Regions from separate parts of the Homo sapiens genome. Here region 2 is linked to region 1. Evidence: chromatin loops called from intact Hi-C (ENCODE). Cell type or tissue: B cell. All regions are shown on one strand.

What was found. Hi-C counts contacts between places; a loop is a spot of excess contacts. Peaks named below come from ENCODE experiments on the same cell type or tissue, not always from the same donor. Only the 100,000 strongest peaks of a DNase experiment are listed, where the experiment ranks them.
Region 2: a loop joins it to region 1, with 3 times the contacts of the local background. A loop is called at or near these places in 1 of 110 quality-filtered maps.

The regions. Positions count from the first base shown.
Region 1 is chr7:143,082,966-143,087,965 of GRCh38, reverse strand. No RefSeq gene overlaps it. Among named protein-coding and RNA genes, the nearest start is that of OR6V1, 33 kb to the right of the region's middle. In B cell, no CTCF peak of the experiment used is centred here; DNase peaks (open chromatin) are centred at 2,125 and 2,645; H3K4me3 peaks cover 1,927 bases; H3K27ac peaks cover 1,614 bases.
Region 2 is chr7:143,203,185-143,208,184 of GRCh38, reverse strand. It overlaps LOC124901764 (a long non-coding RNA gene), which reads left to right and starts at 1,471. Exons shown (of 2, transcript XR_007060567.1): 1 at 1,471-5,000. In B cell, no CTCF peak of the experiment used is centred here; a DNase peak (open chromatin) is centred at 2,064; H3K4me3 peaks cover 559 bases; H3K27ac peaks cover 755 bases.

The DNA of each region.
Region 1 (5,000 bases):
CTGTTCCTTTTGCAGTGCAAAAGCTCTTTAGTTTAATTAAGTCCCAATTATTTATCTTTATTTTTATTGTGTTTGCTTTTGGGTTCTTGGTCATGAAATCTTTGCCTAAGCCAACGTCTAGAAGGGTTCTCTCCAATGTTATCTTCTAGAATTTTTATAGTTTCAGCTCTTAGATTTAAGTCCTTGATCCATCTTGAGTTGATTTTTGTATAAGGTGAGAGAGGAAGATCCATTTTCATTCTCCTACAAATGGCTAGCCAATTATCCCAGCACCATTTGTTGAAAAGGGTGTCCTTTCTCTATGTTATATTTTTGTTTGTTTTGTCAAAGATCAGTTGGGCGTAAGTATTTGGGTTTATTTCTGGGTTGTCTATTCTGTTCCATTGCCCTATTTGCCTATTTTTATACCAGTACCACACTGTTTTGGTGACTATGGCCTTATAGTATAGTTTGAAATCAGGTAGTGTGATGCCTCCAGATTTGTTCTTTATGCTTAGTCTTGTCTTGGCTATGTGGGCTCTTTTTTGGTTCTATATGAATTTTAGAATTGTTTTTTCTAATTCTGTAAAGAATGGTGGTGGTATTTTGATGGGGATTGCATTGAATTTGTAGATTGCTTTTGGCAGTATGGTCATTTTCACAATATTGATTCTACCGATGCATGAGCATGAGATGTGTTTCCATTTGTTTGTGTTGTCTGTGATTTCTTTCAGCAGTGTTTAGTAGTTTTCCTTGTAGAGTTCTTTCAACTCCTTGGTTATGTATATTCCTAACTATTTTATTTTTTGCAGCTACTGTAAAAGGGGTTGAGTTCTTGATTTGATTCTCTGCTTTGTCACTGTTTTTGTATAGAAGAGCTACTGATTTGTGCACATTAGTCTTGTATCTGGAAACTTCGCTCAATTCTTTTTATCAGTTCTAGGAGCTTTCTGGAAGAGTCTTTAAGGTTTTCAGGGTAAACGATTATATTGTCAGCAAACAGTGACAGTTTGACTTCCTCTTTACCGATTTGGATGCCCTTTCTTTTTTTCTCTTGTCTAATTGCTCTGGCTAGGACTTCCAGTACTATCTTGAAAAGGAGTGGTGAGAATGGGCATCCTTGTCTTGTCTCAGTTCTCAGAGGGAATGCTTTCAACTTCTCCCTATTCAGTATTATGTTGCCTGTGGGTTTGTCATAGGTGGCTTTTATTACATTGAAGTATGTCCCTTGTATGCTGATTTTGCTGAGAGTTTTAATCATAAAGTGATGCTGGATTTCATCAAATGCTTTTTTTTTCATCTATTGAGATGATCATGTGATTTTTGTTTTTAATTATGTTTATGTGGTGTACCACATTTATTGACTTGCATATGTTAAACTGTCCCTGCATCCCAGGTATGAAACCCACTTGATCATGGTGGATTATCTTTTTGATATGCTGTTAGATTCAGTTAGCTAGTATTTTGTTAAGGATTTTAGCATCTATGTTCATCAAGGATATCAGTCTGTAGTTTTCTTTTTTGCTTATGTCCTTTCATGAGTTTTGGTATTAGGGTGATGCTAACTTCATAGAATGAATTAGGGATGGTTTCTTCGTTCTCTGTCTTGTGAAATAGCTTCAAAAAGATTGGTAACAATTCTTCTTTGAATGTTTGGTAGAATTCTGCTGTGAATCCATCTGGTCCTAGACTTTTTGTTGGTAATTTTAAAATTAGCATTTCAATCTCACTGCTTGTTATTGGTCTGTTCAGCATATCTAATTCTTCCTTATTTAAGCTCAGAGGGTTGTATTTTTCCAGGAATGTATCAATTTCTTCAAGGTTTACTAGTTTATGTGCATAAAGGTGTTCATAGTAGCCTTGGTTGGTCTTTTGTATTTCAATGGTGTCTGTTGTAGTATCTCCTGTTTTGTTTCTGAATGAGGTTATTTGGATTTTCTTTCTTCTTTTCTTGGTTAATCTTGCTAATGGTCTATCAATTTTATTTATCTTTTCAAAGAACCAGCTTTTTGTTTCATTTACTTTTTGTATTGTATTTTTGTTTCAATTTCATTTACTTCTTCTCTGTTCTTGGTTATTTCCTTTCTTCTGCAGGGTTTGGGTTTGGTTTTTTCTTCTTTCTCTAGTTCCTTGAGATGTGACCTTATCTTTTTTTTTTTTTTTTTTTTTTTTGAGATTGAGTCTCGCTCTGTTGCCCAGGCTGGAGTGCAATCAATCTTGGCTCACTGCAACCTCTGCCTCCTGGGCTCAAGCAATTCTCCTGCCTTAGCCTCCCGAGTAGCTGGGACTACAGGCGTGTGCCACCATGCCTGGCTAATTTTTTGTATTTTTAGTAGAGATGGGGTTTCACCATATTAGCCAGGATGGTCTCAATCCCCTGACCTCATGATCCTCCCACCTCGGCATCCCAAAGTGCTGGGATTACAGGCATGAGCCACCATGCCTGGCCAAGGTGTGACCTTAGAATATCAATTTGTGCTCTTTCAGTCTTTTTGGTGTAGGCATTTAGGGCTATGAACTTTACTCTTAGCACCATTCTTTAACACTTTAACTCAGTGTATTCAAAACATATTCTACTCAATCTCTTCTCTTTTGCTACCAGCATTTCCCCAGTCTACTAGGTATGCAAACTAGAGTCCTTTTCTTTGCATAGTGCAAGAGAGATGGAGACACGGATCAATCAGCACCAAGTCCCTTGCAGTCTTCCTTCCTTCCCTATTCAGTTTTCTTTCACTTCCTTCTTGGCCACCTGCAAAACTTGTCACTGACACTACTAGAATAGCTTCCTAACTGCAGTTTGTACCTTTTCTTTCATTCAGTTCAAATAATCTTAAAAACTTCTGTTAAATTAATCTTTCTAAAGTGTTACTCTGATTGGACCACTTCCCTCAAAAAAAATCTTTATGTTCTTCTCCTGCCTATTGAAGTGAGTAAAAATTCCTCAACCTGGGATTCAGGGCCTTCTACCATGACAACTTGAAATTACAGACTCATCTCCTATTGCTTTCCTATTTATGTACTATACCTCCTAGCCACAGTGGGCTTTTCATTGAGGCTTAAAGATGCTCTGCTGATAGAGCTTTGTTCATACTTTCAACCCCAAATAATGCCTTTCTACAGTGCGTGTTTCCAGCTGTCAAAGGCAAATGCTTTCCTTGAGGTGCATTTCATATAATTCTCTCTACATGCACTATTTTCTAATTCTTCCTAATTAATGTTATAATACACATTTTGAACCCTCAGTATTTTGAGTAAACCTTTCTTATAGAATCTTTTTCACTTTATCTTGCATTATAGTTATTTGCCTACTTGTGTCATGTTCTAATAAAACATAAAGCTCTTAGAAGACTAACTCTTGAAGCACCTAACAGTGTTTTGCATATCACAGATATGCACTAAGAAGCTGATTTGTTCAGTATTGAAAGATGGGCAGCAGTCAGAAAAATGGAGAGAACAGAAAAGATCTAGGTGGGAAAATGGCTAAAGATGTGATCAAGCATTGTGAAAACAGAGAAATGAGAGTGCAAATAGAATATAGTGAAAAGATAGGGTAGCTAGAACAAAGGATTTCTGAATGAAAATGTTGGGAGATAAATGTTGGGAGGGTAAATTGGAGCCATATTGTAAGAAGTTAATTTGGGCTCAAGCCCAGATCACTTACAGTGCAACAATCAATACCATGATGTGCTGCTGGACATTCCATCTGAGCTCTGTAACAGTTTCCTGTTTGAAATGAGGTAAAACCAGGTTTCTCAGACCAATATACTAAGTGAGTAACAGGCAGTCTTTGGATGTGGTTATTTGACTGTGGACTATTGTTTTAAGCTCTATTGTTTGTAGGAGTCAAATATAATTACTGTACTTGCCTTTCCTTGACCTCGGGCTCTGTGCTTAGAAACTAAAGATTGGATAAGTTGCCCAAGTTCAATATGGGTAGCTCAGTTACTGATGCTTATTAAAATGCCCTTGATAGGCCGGGTGCAGTGGCTTACACCTCTAATCCCAGCACTTTGGGAGTCCGAGGCAGGCGGATCACCTGAGGTCAGGAATTTGAGACCAATCTGACCAACATGGTGAAACCCCATCTCTACTAAAAATACAAAAATTAGCTGGGCTAGGTGGCATGCGCCTGTAATCCCAGCTACTCAGGAGGCTGAGGCAGGAGAATCTCTTGAACCTGGGAAGTGGAGGTTGCCGTGAGCAAACAGTACTGAAAGGCCTGTACTAAAAAACAGTAGCCCACATCCTTCTCTGTCTCACATATATAGTTCCTATTTCACAGAGAACACCACTTTTGTCTTCCCTCATAATTATTTCCACACCTCTTAATGAAGAGCTTATACTTCTGTTAATTGATTTATCAATTATAGATGTTTTCTATTCACTTTATGTTATAATAGCTGTGGATCTGACTCTCTTGGGCTCCACTTGTCCTCTTCATCTCTCTCCAGATTATTACTATTTTAATTAAAAGAGTAGTCAGCGACTATATCATCATTATCATAAAAATTTTATTCACTGTATCATTCTTAAGCCTTTGCATCCTCAGCTTAGCTCCCACTTAGGAGAACATATGATGTTTGGTTTTCCATTCCTAAATTACTTCACTTAGAATAATAGTCTTCACTTCCATCCAGGTTGCTGCAATGCCATTAATTCATTCCTTTTATGGCTGAATAGTATTTATATATATATATATATATATATATATATATATATATACCACAATTATATACATATTATATATATATACCACAATTATATATACACACACACACACACATATATATATATATATATATATATATATATATATATATATACACCACAATTTCTTTATCCACTCATTGATTGATAGGCATTTGGACCGGTTCCATACTTTTGCAATTGCGAATTGTGCGAATTGTGCTGCTATAAACATGAAACTCTTTAGTTTAATTAAGTCCTACCTATTTATCTCTGTTTATGTTGCATTTGCTTTTGGGTTCTTGGTCATGAAACCCTTGCCTAAGCCAATGTCT
Region 2 (5,000 bases), 120 kb before region 1:
TGTATATATATATATATATATATATATATATACTTTTTTTTTTTGAGACAGGTTCTAGCTCTCTCACCCAGGCTGGAGTGCAGTGGCGTGATCACAGCTCGCTGCAACCTCCGCCTCCTGGGCTCAAGTGATCCTCCCACCTCAGCCTCCCGAGTAGCTGGGACCACAGGCACCACCATGCCCGGCTAATTTTTGTAGAGACAAGGTTTTGCCATGTTGTCCAGGCTAGTCTCAAACTCCTAAGCTCAAGTGATCTGCCTTTCTCAGCCTCCCCAAGTGCTGGGATTTCAGGCATGAGCCACCGTGCCCGGCCCTATTTATATATAATTTTGAAGACCATTTTAAGAATTCTGTAAACCAAAAATAAAATTCCAGGCCCCCCAACATCTGAATGGACCCCTTCTCTTGGCCAAGAGCATTGTGAAGTTAACCTGAAAAACGCATTCAGGCCATGATAGAAAGGGGGAGTCGGACATGCCTCATTACATCCTCCTTCCTTTTGGAATTCAGGCCCAACTGACCAGTATTAACATCAACACAGACCTTAAGACTAATAGACTCTCCATCTGATAGGAAACATTTACAATCTATTCTCTCTGAAGCCTGCTACCTGGAGGCTTACCTGCATGATAAAACCTTGGTCTCCACAACCCCATATTGTAACCTAGACATTTCTTTCTATTGATTCCAGGCCTGTAGATAATAACTCAACCTATTGTCCATCAGAAAATTTTTGAATTTGCCTATGACCTGAAAGCACCCCCTTCCAGTTGTCCCACCTTTCTGGACTGAGCCAATATACATCTTATATTGATTGATGTCTTTTTTTTTTCTTTTTTTTTTTTTATTACACTTTAAGTTTTAGTGATTGATGTCTTTTGCCTCCCTAACTGTATAAAACAAAGTTGTAGCCTGTCCACTTTGGGCATATGTTCTCAGGATCTCCTGAGGGCTGTGTCATGGGCCACGGTCACTCATACTTGGCTCGGAATAAATCTCTGCAAATATTTTACAGAGTTTACCTGTTTAGGTCATCAATTAAAAAGTGGCAAATATATTCTGGTTGTAATTTTTCCATAAAAAGAGATACAGTGATTTGGGTCTTTTGCTTGTTTTTGTTTTTTCTTTCTTTGCGGGGGGGACGGCATTGGGGAGATAGAAGATTATGGAGCACCAAAAATGGTTGTGTGTTACATGAAGGGAACAAGATGTTGGAATATCTGTTTGAATGGAATGGAATATTCAGGATAAAGTGCAGCAGGTCATGAAGATAATGCAATAAGACATAGGTATTTTGTGCCTCCCACATTAGTATAGGGCCTGAGGGAAATGCAAAGCTGGAGAACTGGGCTCAATCCTCAACAGAGCTTCAGGTCCAGAGAGAAGAGCCACATAAGAGACTGACATGGTGGGTGGGAGGGAGGGAAGAGTGATAAGAGTTAAACAGAATTAACCTGTCTCTAGGTCCTAAATAGGATTGAATTGTGAAAGCTCTACTCCAGGTTCACTGCAGATATTGGAAGTAAGACAGCATTTATATACTTAGCTCTGTGGGTGCATGCTATCTTCATGCCAAAAAGTTGCTAGAATTATCTGACAAAGGAAAGAACCTGTGTAGCTGTATGTTTTGCTCAGGTGGTGGGCAGAAGTATGCAACTGAAGCTGAATTCTGTCTCTCTCCATGTATTTGTCCCTGTTTATTTGGGGACAGGTGCATTTTACTTTTAAATTGCATGTAGTAAAGTCTTATCTTCTAAATTAAAGAGATATGCCTGTCCATGTGTTAGGCTACCAATAAATAAATTGGTTGAGGGAAGGAAGTTGGAAGAGAGAAAAGTGGAAAGAAAGGAAGGAGGTAAGGAAGAGAAGGAATGAGGGAAGGAAAGAGGGAGGAAAGAAATGAAGACCTCCCTGTATGTGTGTGTGCTTCTGTGCACTATCACATGGATTTACTACAAGCAATGGCATCTGAGGTTATGGAGGAAGTGAAATCTGTGGGGGACTCTGAGGCTTTGGGCTGTGGCAGGAAAGCAGGAAGTCTTCTTTGGTGCCAGATCTCTTTGGACGTTTGCGGTGGGGAGGAATGTGACTGTTCTTCCTCCGCAAGTGAGGGTAACAAATGTGACCATGATGATGGCATAGCAACTCTGTTGCTTGCCAGTCAGCTCACGGTCCCTTGTAAGGCAGATTACCTCTAAAGAGCTGCCAAATTTCCTTTCGCTGGGCGCATCAATACAACAAACGCCAGAGAACCCTGTGCCACCTTCATTTACTGTCTGCATTGGGACTACTTGCTTTATCTCCCTCCAGCAGCGAGTCCTCCCTCCTCTGTTCCTATATTTGATGCGATCAGCCTTATGTTCCATGGTCGTATTTTTTCAAAGGGAGAGAGGGTGGATCTCTACATCGTGCGATTCTCAGGAGGGATTGTGGTTGCTCTCATTTAGGGAGTGCCCTTTGTGCTGGGCTGTGGCTTGCAAATGTGTGCATTATAAGGTGCCCGGAACTTGGATGGGTATAGTGAATATTAAATGTAAAGAGTCTAGGTATATACTGGGCCTTGATCAATATTTATGGAATTCAAAATGTTTAAATACTTAACTATTTGCTTTTCTTTGTTATTATTAGTATTATTATTAGTAGTAGTATTACCACGCCTGGCTAATTTTTGTATTTTCAGTAGAGATGGGGTTTCACCATGTTGGCCAGGCTGGTCTCGAACTCCTGACCTCGTGATCCACCTGCTTCAGCCTCCAAAAGTGCTGGGATTACAGGCTTGAGCCACCATGCCCCGCCTCTTTGTTCTTAATTCTGTTTTCATTTGTTCTCTAGCCAAGACCCCAAGTCTATAATGATCAAGAGGGTTGTTTTATTTTTGACAAGTGGAAACCCACATGTTTCTGAAAAGTGGAGTGGTGGTGGTGGTGGTGGTGGTAGCATAATCTGGAAGACCCCTAAAGAAGGCAGTGCTACCTGCCATATTTGACTTGGGGGTCAGAGCGAGAGTCTGAGTTGGAGAGTTGGGAAGCTAGAAAAATGAAGGACTAAAGTAAGAGATATTCCTTATTTCTCCTTTTCCTTTTCCACATATCTTGAGAAAGAGAAAGGTTTTTAGTTCAGCAGAAAATGGGAGATGCTGGGGCAGAGATAAAAATGCTCCCCAAACATGGCAGGGACTTCCTTGTATTTCTCGTTCTCCTTGTAGTTAGGTTGAGCTAAAGGAGATGCTACTAATGAAATTTGAAATCTTAGGGTCAGACATGTGGGAATGCACTGCCTACCCTTCCATCTTGGCAGTGACACGGGCTCATTCCCCCCAGTTTCCAGAGCTGTGTCCTTTTCATTCCTCTTTCCAAATCCACCTCCACTCAAGCTTTCAATCTGTGCCTGGGCTCTGGTTTGAATGAGCCACTGATATATTTGCAGCCACCGGGGATCTGGAGTGCAGATGCAAATGGCAGTGTTCCCTGGTAAGTGTTGGTGACAATTGGATCTTTCTCTGATTTGCATTCCCAAGGCCTGCAGGTTTTCAGAAAATCACATCTTATAGGCAGTTCTGGGGAGGGGGGAGGTTTATTTTCAATGTCAGCTACAAATGCCGGCCCATGATAATTCTTAGAATGAAAGACCTCTCATTTGCAAAGGAGAGGATAGTTAGAGCCAGAACAATTCACTTAGCAAAAATTTGGGCCCAAAAATATATATATAGGAGAAGGGATTGTTGGTGGGTAGAGAGGCCTGGAGATCAAGAGCAAGAGATGAGATAAACACAAGTTTGGAAGCCATTGGCTTGTGAGGGGACCTGAGCACTTAGAATAGAGGAGACCCCTCAGGGAGAGCTTGTATGGAGAGAGAGAAAGGTGCATCCTGACCCCATCCTGGGCATTTCTCTTTGAAACTCAGCCTTGTTATAATTCATTTCTAATTCTGATATCAGCAGTGAGGGTTCATCTAATCTATTCTCATCACTTCTTGAGCCTCTCAGCTCTCACTGGTCCTGGCTCTTGCCTGGAGATGATTTTACTCAAAATTCTAGTCCAGGATTTAGAATTGGTCTAAGTACAGATGTGCATCAGGAGGCTATTTCAAAATCCCAGATGAGCTCATACATAAAGTAAGGATTAATTTTTTATTTTGTGAACCAATTGTGTAAAAAAAAAAAAAAACAACAATGCACATTAGGAAAGTAATTCATTTAATTTCCATGACCCAGCCCCTCCTGCCTACAAGCCCCCCTCCCCCATCCCATGCAATCCACCTCATAGGTAAAAACATATTCTGGGCAAACTGACTCATTTCATGTCACATTTATCCCACTCAAGTTTGTCCCTCCTGCTTTGAGCCTGGATTCCACGTAAAGGTGGAAGGTGATTTGGGCTGGTCTCCAGGCAGTCACCACCTGCAACCTATTTTCTTCTCATCACGACACCTACGTTCAGTGTCACCTTTTCTTCTCCCTTGGGCTGCCCCTTTCTTGCTCACTCCCATGTTCCAATGCCAGCAGCTCTGTCTTTGTGCTCAGCCATGCTTGTTGTTCAGCAGCATTCCTCATTAGAATCCCATTATTTGATGGTCAGAGTAGGGTCTCCATGGTGATACAGGCACAAGTGTAGCCAGTATTCTGCCACCGCATCTTACCTACTTGGCAGGCAAGCTAGAGTTGGCCTAAATTCTGCTTTTATCATTTATGTGTTTGTTCTTATGCTTTTAGGAAAAAAAAATCCTGAAATAATGGTGAAGGACAGCAAGTATTTGCCTAGAGTGCATGCTAAGAAGTCTCCATAGATGTTTTTCTTTAAGTATCCTGACCGCTTAACATATTGATGAAGACCTCTTATTTCCAGGTCAACAATCAGCTGTTACCAACTTAAGCTTTCTAAACATTTTCTGTGAAACAAATTTTTGCCAGTAAGAAAAGGAAATTGGGAGCTGCCACTGCTTAATTAATTTGAAGCTTTGATAAGCTTTGCCAGAGAGTCGCATAATAGAATTAGCAAGTT